Linked DNA regions of Homo sapiens: region 1 is linked to region 2. Evidence: read pairs that join two places in POLR2A ChIA-PET (ENCODE). Cell type or tissue: PC-9. All regions are shown on one strand.

Region 1 (5,000 bases), 120 kb before region 2:
AGGGTTTGCATGGACAGCTCCTCTGAGCAACAGAGAGGGTGGCTCCAGAGGCCTGGGGCCCAGGTCTAGCCTGCCCAGGGACACACTATGGGGCCTTCCTTCTCTGGCTTCAAAGGTGCCATCTCTTCACAAAGAGGATTATTCCCCTGAGGGGTGAGGAGTGGTGAGCTGGGCTGCCAGCATCCTAAGGGCAGTAGGGAGAAAAGAGGCCCTCACTGTCCCAGCACCTAGGCCAGGGAAGTGAAGCAGAGCAGCAGAGTGCCCCACCCTCTCCATCCTGGGCAGTTGGTGGTGTCTTGGCAGTCAGGCAGGCCTGCCCTCCTCCACCCTTGCAGCCAGGCTTCTGCTAACACCTGGAGGGCATCCAGGTCCAGCACTTACAGGTTCTGCACTCTAATACTTTCCTGCACAGTTAATGCTCTTGTTCTCCCCAGTTCACAGCTCAGGAAGCAGAGATCAGGATAGACTGACTGGCCCGAGGTCACCCCAGAAGAGGGGAAGTTGGTATACAAACCCAGGTTAGCCTGCCCCCAAATCCAGTGATGATTCTGCCACTTCCAGATGAAAGCACCTCCCTTTCCCACCGCCACACCCAGCACCCCTCACCTGACTCTGAGCTGAAGTGAGAGAAGAAATCCGGGCAGGGGAGGGTGACCCACTCGCCAGAGCCTGCCGTTGGCCAGCACAGCAGCCCATCCCAGGTCGCAGGGCAGCCTGGATAGAGAGCCAGGAGCAGCAGAGACTCAGCCCAGGTGCAGGGCTGTCCCAATAATCCGAGGGGTGAGGCTGGAGGATATAAAGGAATCAGAGAAGCCACCACCTGCCTCCTAGGCCCCATACCCAGGGTGGTGTTGGGCATCTCCTCTGCTGCTTGTAGACAGGCACTCTCATCCTCTCTCAGCTGGGTGATGAAGTCACATTCTGGGTGCATGTGGCCCAATACCTGCTGGAAACAGTGAACAGGATGAGCCAAGCCATTTGGGTGTCTTTCTGGGCTCTGTGGTCCACATGACCTGAGAACAGGGACAAGGCCTGATTCATATCTGTGCCCTAATCCTAGGCAAAGACCTGCTCACAGTAGTTTCAGGTGTGTTTGGTAGATGTTCAGATGGAAGGAAGGAAGGAAGGAAGGAAGGGAGGGAGGGAGGGAGGGAGGGAGGGAGGGAGGGAGAGAGGGAGGAACAGAAGGTCTAATCCTCTCTTGTGCAGTTAATGCTCTTGTTCTTTCCATTTCACAGCTCAGGAAGCAGAGGTTAGGGTTGACCGACTTGCCCAAAGTCACCCCGGAAAAGAGGAAGTTGGTATACAAACCTAGGTCTGCCTAGGTTTGGATGGATGTTTCTCCATTCTGTCTCATGTAAGTAAGTTCTGAGACACATTAGACAATATGCTTCTGAAGATCTCACAGGGATGGCCAACTCCATTCTCATCAGGGCCTTTCCTCCTTCCCTGTGTCATTCTCCTTGCTCTCCACTCCTGCTCCCTGGAAGCAGTTCTGCATAATAATGGTAGACAGAATAATGGCCCCCAAAGATGTCCACATCCTAATCTGTGGAACCTGTGAATATGTTACCTTAAACGGCAAAAGGACTTTGCAGATGTGATTGAGTTCAGGATCTTGAGATGCAAAGCTCATCCTTGATTATCTGAGTAGGCCTGATGTAATCGCAAGGCTCCTTATAGGATGGGCAGTAGGCAAGAGAGTCAGAATCAGAGGAGGTGACATGAGGATGTGTGCCGTGGGAACTGAGATTTAAAGATGCCACACTGCTGGTCTGAAGATGGAGAAAGGGCATGAACCCAAGGAAAAGGCAAGGAAATGGATTATTCTCTACAGTCTCCAGGAGGAATGCAGCTCTGCCAATACTTTGGATTTACCCCACTGGAAACCATTTTAAATTTCTGACCTTTGTCTCAGTCTCTGCTTTTAGGGGTGCACACAGGCAGGAACACATGAGCAAATGGGTAGCTTAGTAAGTGAGAGAGAAGATGGATGAATGAATGAGCACATGGATGAGTGAGCACATGAATGAGGTGAAGGCTGCATAAAAAAAGGAAGGAGGGAAGGAAGGCAGGAAGGCAGGAAGGCAGAAAAGAAGGAAGGAAGGCTAGTGGAATGGATGAGTATACAGACAGACAGACAAATATATGGCTGGGGAGGTGGATGGATGGATAGACAGATGACTGGCTGCATGGATGGGTGCATGGTGGATGAGTGAGAGAGCTGTGTAAGGATGGATGTGTGGCTTCATGGATGTGTAGATGAAAGGATCATAACCTTGATGGCTGAGCAACCTTGAAAGATTATAGTTTTAGGAGCCTCCCAGATCTTGTGCTACACAGTGGCCATGAGAAATGATCTCTGGAAGCTGGAAACAAGTTGGGGTTTTTTTGGGAATCTTCTAGCAGTACTTCTGAAAGTGTGCCTCAAGAACCAGCTAGAGATCCATTGGGATGGAAGCAGGAATATGTAGAGATCTAGGGTGGATCCAGCACTTTGTATTTTAACAAGTTCTCCAGGAAACTGGAAGTGAACAGCAGGAATTTCTAGCACTTCTCCCTCCCACCGCCCCAAACCGAAGGAAAACCAAAACTGATCGCCCAGCAGGCCAGAGCCCAAACAGATACATACAAGGGAAGCCAAGTTTACAAAACATACTTTCTGCACTGTGAACTGGGTATACAGCATACACATTTTTGTATAAAACACACATCCAAGTCAACCAGTGTAGATGTCTGTTCCCCCAGGCTTTCACAGGAGAGGAGGGGCTGGGGAAGGGAGAAGGGCTGGATCCTAATAGACCCTGCGCAAACTGTGATCAGAAGCAGGACAGGGGCCGGGCGCAGTGGCTCATGCCTGTAATCCCAGCACTTTGGGAGGCCAAGGTAGGCGGATCACCTGACGTCAGGAGTTAAACACCAGCCTGACCAATGTGGCAAAACACTATCTCTACAAAAATACAAAAATTAGCTGGGTGTGATGACACGCTCCTGTAATCCCAGCTACTCAGGAGGCTGAGGCAGGAGAATCACTTGAACCCAGGAGGCGGAGGTTACAGTGAGCTGAGATTGTGCCACTGTACTCCAGCCTGGGCGATAAAGTGAGACTCCATCTCAGAAAAACAAAAAAAAAACAAAAAGAAGCAAGACAGGTACCATGGGAGGGAATGTCCCTCTCACAGGGATTGGGGAGGTGGCATTTGAGCTGGACCTGGGGACAAGGGAGCATTTTTTAGAGCCAGACACACACAGTGGGGAGAAGAGCATCTGGAACAGAAAGCACAGCATGTGCAAGGACAAGGGAAGTGGGAAAAGGTGTATTTGGGAAGTATCAGCTCAGGACTAATGTTTCTCTCCCCATGGCCCCCACCCCCACCCCACACACACACACCCTCAATGTCTAGCAGGATCCATGTCAGCAAATGTTTAATTAACAGCTAGTGTTCTTTGGGAGAAATGCAGGCACAGCAAATAGTGTAGCAGATGTAAGACCAGGGCTGGGGTCAGAGAGTAGAGACTTTGACCACCAGAGTGGGGACAATAGATGGTGGGTGACCACGTGGAGAGACCCGAGAGCTCTGCCGCAGATTTGTGGGATAGGAGAAAATCTGGAGAGCCAGCCCAGTAAGGAGGGTCACCCCCACCAGTGCTACCCTGGCAGGAGAAGTCACTCCTGTCCCGCCCTGCTGACCCCATGGGTCCATGGCTTGGACGCAGCTCTGCCATCTCCTGCCTGGCCCTGCAAGGCCCCAGGGTGCAGATGTCACCCACTACCCAGGCTCCAGGTCTTATTTTGGTGGGTGCCCCGGACTCAGCTCTTGGCTTCCTCCCGAGGACTCAGTAACCTCAGGTCCATCTCAGGGCAGAGCCCCGTTGCGTCTCCCCTACATCTCCCAACAGACTGAGCGCACAAAGCGGGGAAGGAAGAGCAGGAGGGCAGATGGGCCTGTATGGGACTTTCTCACACCATCAGCCTGATATTGACCCTGGGCTGTTGGAAGAGCTGTGGTCTCTGCCTATCCTTCTGCCTACTGCACAGTCTGGCAAGCCCCAACCCTGCCTGGGAAACTTTTCAGGGCCAATTTGGGGAAGCAACTGAGGGCAAAGGATGCCAGGAGAGCAGCCTCATGCCAAAAGGATGAACAGACAGTGCCCACACCTCTAAGAGAAGGAGGGAAATTCAGAGAAGCCCCACTAATGACTCAGGATGTGTGGGCATAGGGCCAGATGTAAGGAGAGATTCTAGGGAGGGAAGTGGTGGGAGTGGAAGGATAGATCGTTCTAAGATTTATCCAAATGCTCCTGCTGAATTAGGACTGGCGAAACACATCCTGGGGCTCCCAGTCACCCCCCCACACACATCGTGGACCCCACCCACCCCTGAGGGGAGGCTCCATCGCCCTGGACCCCCAGGCCTTGCATCTATGCCTGCTGCTCTTCCTGGTATCTGCAGGGGATGATGCCCACACTGGCAAACAGTGATTGAGTTCTAGCTTTGGTACTAGCACCATCTGCTGAATGGCCACCACCAGATCTTGGGTACCCCTGCTAAAAATAAAGCTTTTGCTGTAGAGTGCACACAGATGGCAGACAGGGGGGCAGTCGAAGTTTCCTGTGTTGCACCCCTATGCCCAGCCCTTGACAAATCAGATTCCACTCAATGCACAGTGACCCGGGCCAGCGGATATTTTCTCTTTTAACAAAAGAGATAAAAGCAAGACTCAGGAAGGCTGAGGAACTTGCAGTTCACACGGCTAGTTTCATGCGTCCAGGATTCAAGCTCAAAGCCTGTGCACTCAGGAGCAGGTGCAGCAAGGTGCTCGGGAGGGGCAGCACCCTCCAATAAGGCAGCGGAGGAAGAATGCTTCAGGCCCTCACCATCCCAGAACCTTGTGACTCCCAGCCTGGTCCCTGCTGTCACTTGCAGTAACCTCCTGGAAAGTTACTGGGAAACTGCAGCCCATTCAGGAAGGGCCCTCTCTCCTGATGCCCCGTGCTCC
Region 2 (5,000 bases):
CCAAGCATTCACCGAACCGGATGCCCCAGCTGCTGGGAGCACTGGCCCAGGTCACGGTTCACTATGAAAACCACCATGAGAAAACATTGCTCTAGGTTTCAGGAGAGCCCACACCAAGGACTAAGGGGGCCCTGGAAAGCAGAGCTTATCAGAAAAAGGAGAAAGGACTGGACTCAGAACCCACAAATGTGACTCCATCACCCCCACAGCTCCTGCTTCATGCCCTGCTCTCATACAAATGATGGCCATGTACTGTCAACTGCACATCCTGAGTACCTCATGCCCACCCTTCCCCTGCTGTGTGGCCCAGGCCAGGGTGTTCTGCCCTCAGTTCAGCTGTTACAGCCAGTGCCCCACCAGCAGTTTTGCTCCATCTCACCCCACCGTCCAATCACCATTGCACATACACATGGGGTGGGGGTGGGGGCGTGTCTTCCTACAACACAGGTGTGACCAGTGTTCCCCAACATGGATAGACGTTACACAAAATCGTGCCTGGAGTGTACTTTCTGCCTAGAACACCTAAGCTGGAAAAACTCCATATCTGGAAGTAAGGAGACCCCCTGTCAAACACTTCTACACTAACTTACTGAAGCAGGTAATTCTCAGTTGGAAGCTTCTCAGTGTAGCAACAAATAAGATTTTAAAAGCCAACAGTGGCCAGGTGCAGTGGTTCATGTCTGTAATCCCAGCACTTTGGGAAGCCCCAGGTGGGAGGATCGCTTGAGGCCAGGAGTTTGAGAACAGCCCAGGCAACATAGCGAGACTCTGTCTAGAAAAATCAAAAAATCAGCCAGGTGTGGTGGCATGTGCAGTCCCAGATACTCAGGAGGCTGAGGCAGAAGGATTGCTTGAGCCCAGGAGTTGGAGGCTGCAGTGGGCCATGATCGTGCCACTGCATTCTAGCCTAGGTGACAGAGTGATACCCTGTCTCTAAAACAAAAACAAAAACAAAAACGAACAAACAACAAAAAACACACACACATATATAGAGTATTTATCATGTGCCAGACACTGTTATAAACTCTTTCCATGTTATTTCATCAAATTGTTAAAGCAACCCTATGAGGGAGGTACCATTATATCCTCTTTGTAAAATGGGGAAACTGAGGCATGGAGACACAGTGATTTACTCAGATCAGATAGTTAGTAAAAACTGGAAAAAATAAACACTGAGGAAGGAAGGAGAGCTTGGGTAAGTAGAACCAACTGCCGTGGGCACCTGGTTTCAGGAACCAGCCTCCTTTGCCTTTGACCCTGTCTTTTCAGCACCATGTAACACAATCAAGAGATCTTGCTCTTGGGCAGGGCCTGTCCCCTCATCCTACAGGCTCTGCTTACAGCCCCTTTGAACCACCATGTCTCCAAGCACAAGTCCTCATTCTTTTCATTGGCTTCCAGTTAGTAACTCTGCCAGTCTCTCTATTCTTCCCTGGGCCTTCTCCATCTTTCTCTTTTGAGACACAGTTTTCTAGAAAACACAGTAGAGTTGGAAAAAGTACAGTGATCAGACAGGTAAGAGGCTTGGGCTGGATTCCTGGTTCACAGGTTCTGGTAAAACCGTTGCCCTCCCTGGCCTTTGTTTCCCTGCCCACCTACAAATGCAGACACTGGGTCAGATGCCCCCAAAGCATCATTCCAACACTGCCATTCTGTCTTTAACCCAGGAGTTCCCAACCCCCAGGCCACAGACTGGCACTGGTCTGTGGCCTGTTAGGAACCAGGCCGCACAGCAGGAGGTGAGCAGCGGACGAGCCAGTGAAGCTGCGTTCTGCCTGCTGTCAGATCAGCAGTGGCATAAGACTCTCGTGGGGGCAGGAACCCTATTGTGAATTGTGCATGCGAGGGATCTAGGTTGCGCGCTCCTTATGAGAATCTAATGATAAATGTAATGCACTTGAATCATACCGAAACCATCCCACCCCCACCTCCAGTCCATGGAAAAATTGTCTTCCACAAAACCAGTCCCTGGTGCCAAAAAGGCTGGGGACCGTGGATTTAACCCACCCCAGATTAGCCAGGGCTGTATGTGCCTGCGTGAGAACCTGCACCCACAGATGATGACAGGGAAAGGTCCTGCGTCTGAATCACCCAGGCCTTTACCAGATAGCTCAGCGCACGCCTTCACTGGCAGAACCCAGGTGACAAACAGGTCTGCATTTCCTGATCAGTCAGACTCCTCCCAGGAGGCTGGCACCTGGCCAGGCTCTTAAACCAAGAGAAGTTTCTTTAAGAGTCGAATTCCTCACAGGTGAAGTGCAGGAAAAAGACATTTATCTAGAGATAGGGAAAATAAATGATCTTGAGGGAATAATACATCCTGCTTTTACCTAAATTACCCAAGTGTTTCAGATGAAAGAGATGTTTCTACCCTAACTTTCTCAAAATAGCCTCACCTGTCCACTGTGACGTGCCCATGGAGCCATGTACAGAGTCTATAATTTGGGGGAGCTCCCTGTCTGCTCCCTCTCAGGGTCAAAAGCTGCAATAGGGGGTAGAAAGGCTGGCCTGGGGCTGCAGGACCATAGGTTCTGCTACCAATGTCCACAGAGGCCTTGGGCAAGCACCTCTCCTTATCTGGGCCTCGAATTCCCCAACTTCAGAGGGGAAGTGGAAGTGAGAGGAGGACTTCCTGGATTCCCCGACTCTCAGATCCGCACCCGCCTCTGAGGGCCGTTCCTGGCCTGTGGCTCTCTCCAGGCCTTCAGGGGGATCAAGAGCTCTTCATCTCTTTCTGTGAGCCAAGCCGGCACAGCCTCTTCTCAAGTGGAAAAACACCAAGTACTGCTGCCCAGCTCCATCCTTCCCGACTGAGGAGAGGCCGGCTGCCGGCCTGATGGAATGAGTCGTAATGAAGCCAGACAGTCCTGCAGAAAAAACACCACCACTGCCAAGATGCCTTTATTTCAGCGTGACTTCCCTGGAGGGTGCGATCCCATCCTCCATCTGCTTTCACAGAACCATTTCCCCACCAGATGTGGTGGGCAACATCTGAGGTGGGGGCCTCCAGGGCCAAGGCAGACCCCGCACACAGGCAGGAAAGTGCAGGGGCTGCCTCTGGGTCCACAGGGCCTGAGCTCCCCAGAGCCGCAGAGCAGATGGCAGCTGATGGCAGGTCATCGTGGTGTTCCTGAAGAAAACAGAAGAGCTTGCCCTTTTTTTTTTTTTTTTTTAAGCTGGATCATGTCTGAAATCCTAGAATTTCAGAGTCAAAAGGGAGTGCTGAGGCCTCACACCCAACCATTCACACATGGCTTTTGAAGGAACATCAATAACACAATCAATCAATGTGAAAACTATATAAGTCAATGAAACCGAGGAGCTGAGGACTGAGAGAGGTTCCTGCCCACGTGACCCAGTGTTTCCCTTTGCTCGTGTGGGGCAGGGGCTCTGTAGGTGTTTGCTATGTTGCTCTCTGTACTCTTCTGTGTTCATCTTTTCTAACTTAAAGCCAAAGGGGAGGTTCCACCGTGAAGCCGTTCATGAACAGAGCCACCCCTTGGTCCCTAGGAGTCTGTGTGGGTGTCCAGCGATGGAAGTCTAAAACTCAGAGCCCTCAGCCTTCCTCCTGGCCTCCCTGGGCCCCCACTGCTCCATGCCTCTTGCAGGGCACAGCAGCACAATGTGACACAGGGGCACCAGGTGCCAGTCTTGGTTCTGCCAGGGATGCCAGATGTGACCCTGAACAACCATCTTTCCCTCTCTGGGCCTCAGTTTCCCCATCTGTACCATGGCAGGCTGAGTTCAATGGCCCTACTCACTTATAGAGCCCTTGAAGATTTACAAAGGACTTTGCATTTTCTTACTGAGTCCAATTTAGGCAAGCCAGAGATGACTATTCCTAGTTCACAAACGGAGAAAGTGATGCTCTGTTTCCACACAACCATAATCCAGGTCCTGACCCGGTCTGGTACCCTCTTCAGCACCCTTCCCCTCTCCCAGGGTGGCTGAGGGGCACAAAGCCAGGCATTCCCCCTCCCAGCCTGGGCACCAACATCTACAGGCTAGACACCCACCCACTTGGCAAGGACAACCTTCTGTAGCCTCTGACCTTCAGGGCCTTGGCAAAGCAGTGACATGGACTCCACCTCCCTTCTCTTCTCCAGGCCCCCGACAGCAGGCCCTCACTCCCTGGTCTTCCGGGTCTTCACTTGACAGAAGCCCTAACCTGTCCTCAGGAGGGTTCTTCCTCCCCAACCCCTATCTACCTGCGACCTGAGGCAGGACCAGTGCAGGAGAGTGGGAGGAGACTGGGGTGGGAGGGCTGGGGAGGGCATCTGGTGCCTGCTGCCCAGGGCCCATCACCAGGAGGAGGCGAGTCCTTGCTGGGGTCAGGGGAGACGGTCTCTGGGCCTCCCCAGCTTGTCTCCCTGTGACAGCTCTGCCTGAGTCCCCTGAGGCTTTTTCAGCGAGCTCCATAACTAAGCCAGGCTCTCCACTCCTCCCTCTCAGGGGAGTCTGAAGAATGTCCCCTGAGGCCTGCTAGGAGGTCTGTGGGAGCAGGAAGTCAGACCGCTTCACTCAACCTGCACAGCACAGCACCTCTGTGATGGGGCAGCAGCCGGTAGGGGTGGGCTACAAGCAGCACCCAGTCCAGGGGGTGGGCTACAAGCAGCACCCAGAGTTGCAGGGCTCCAAACAAAAGCGAGGTCACTCTCCTACACCATGAATCCTTCCAGGCTCGCTGGAGAAGGTGGCCCTGGCCAGCAGGCCGTGCTCTCCCAGCTGCATGGCACAGACCTCCTCTGGTCCAGCCAGGCAGGCCCCCCCATAAGGTCTGGCTCCTTGGCACCTGGCACACCTCCACACATGATGACCCCCAACAGGCCAGCAGCTCCTTCTTCCCTCCTCCTCTGCCCACCCCCACAGCCCCAGGACCCACTGGGCTGCACCATCCTTGGCCTGCAGCTAGGAGGTACCTGCCTGGCCGGCAACGACAGATAGAAAACCTCACTCCTCCAGCTTAGCAGTTTTCTTTCTACCCAGACACCCCCTTGGGA

The links. ChIA-PET counts read pairs that join two places held together with the same protein. Peaks named below come from ENCODE experiments on the same cell type or tissue, not always from the same donor. Only the 100,000 strongest peaks of a DNase experiment are listed, where the experiment ranks them.
Region 1: POLR2A ChIA-PET joins it to region 2 with 6 read pairs; 2 of 35 experiments call an interaction of 5 or more read pairs at or near these places.

The regions. Positions count from the first base shown.
Region 1 is chr7:30,964,777-30,969,776 of GRCh38, reverse strand. It overlaps GHRHR (growth hormone releasing hormone receptor), which reads right to left. Exons shown (of 13, transcript NM_000823.4): 2 at 841-943; 3 at 607-714. Among named protein-coding and RNA genes, the nearest start is that of GHRHR, 3.3 kb to the right of the region's middle. In PC-9, no CTCF peak of the experiment used is centred here; no DNase peak of the experiment used is centred here; H3K27me3 peaks cover 3,151 bases.
Region 2 is chr7:30,843,692-30,848,691 of GRCh38, reverse strand. The region is part of intron 9 of MINDY4 (MINDY lysine 48 deubiquitinase 4); the gene reads right to left. The region is part of intron 11 of INMT-MINDY4 (INMT-MINDY4 readthrough (NMD candidate)); the gene reads right to left. Among named protein-coding and RNA genes, the nearest start is that of AQP1, 66 kb to the left of the region's middle. RefSeq lists an enhancer at 162-231. In PC-9, no CTCF peak of the experiment used is centred here; DNase peaks (open chromatin) are centred at 2,151 and 2,821; H3K27ac peaks cover 1,835 bases.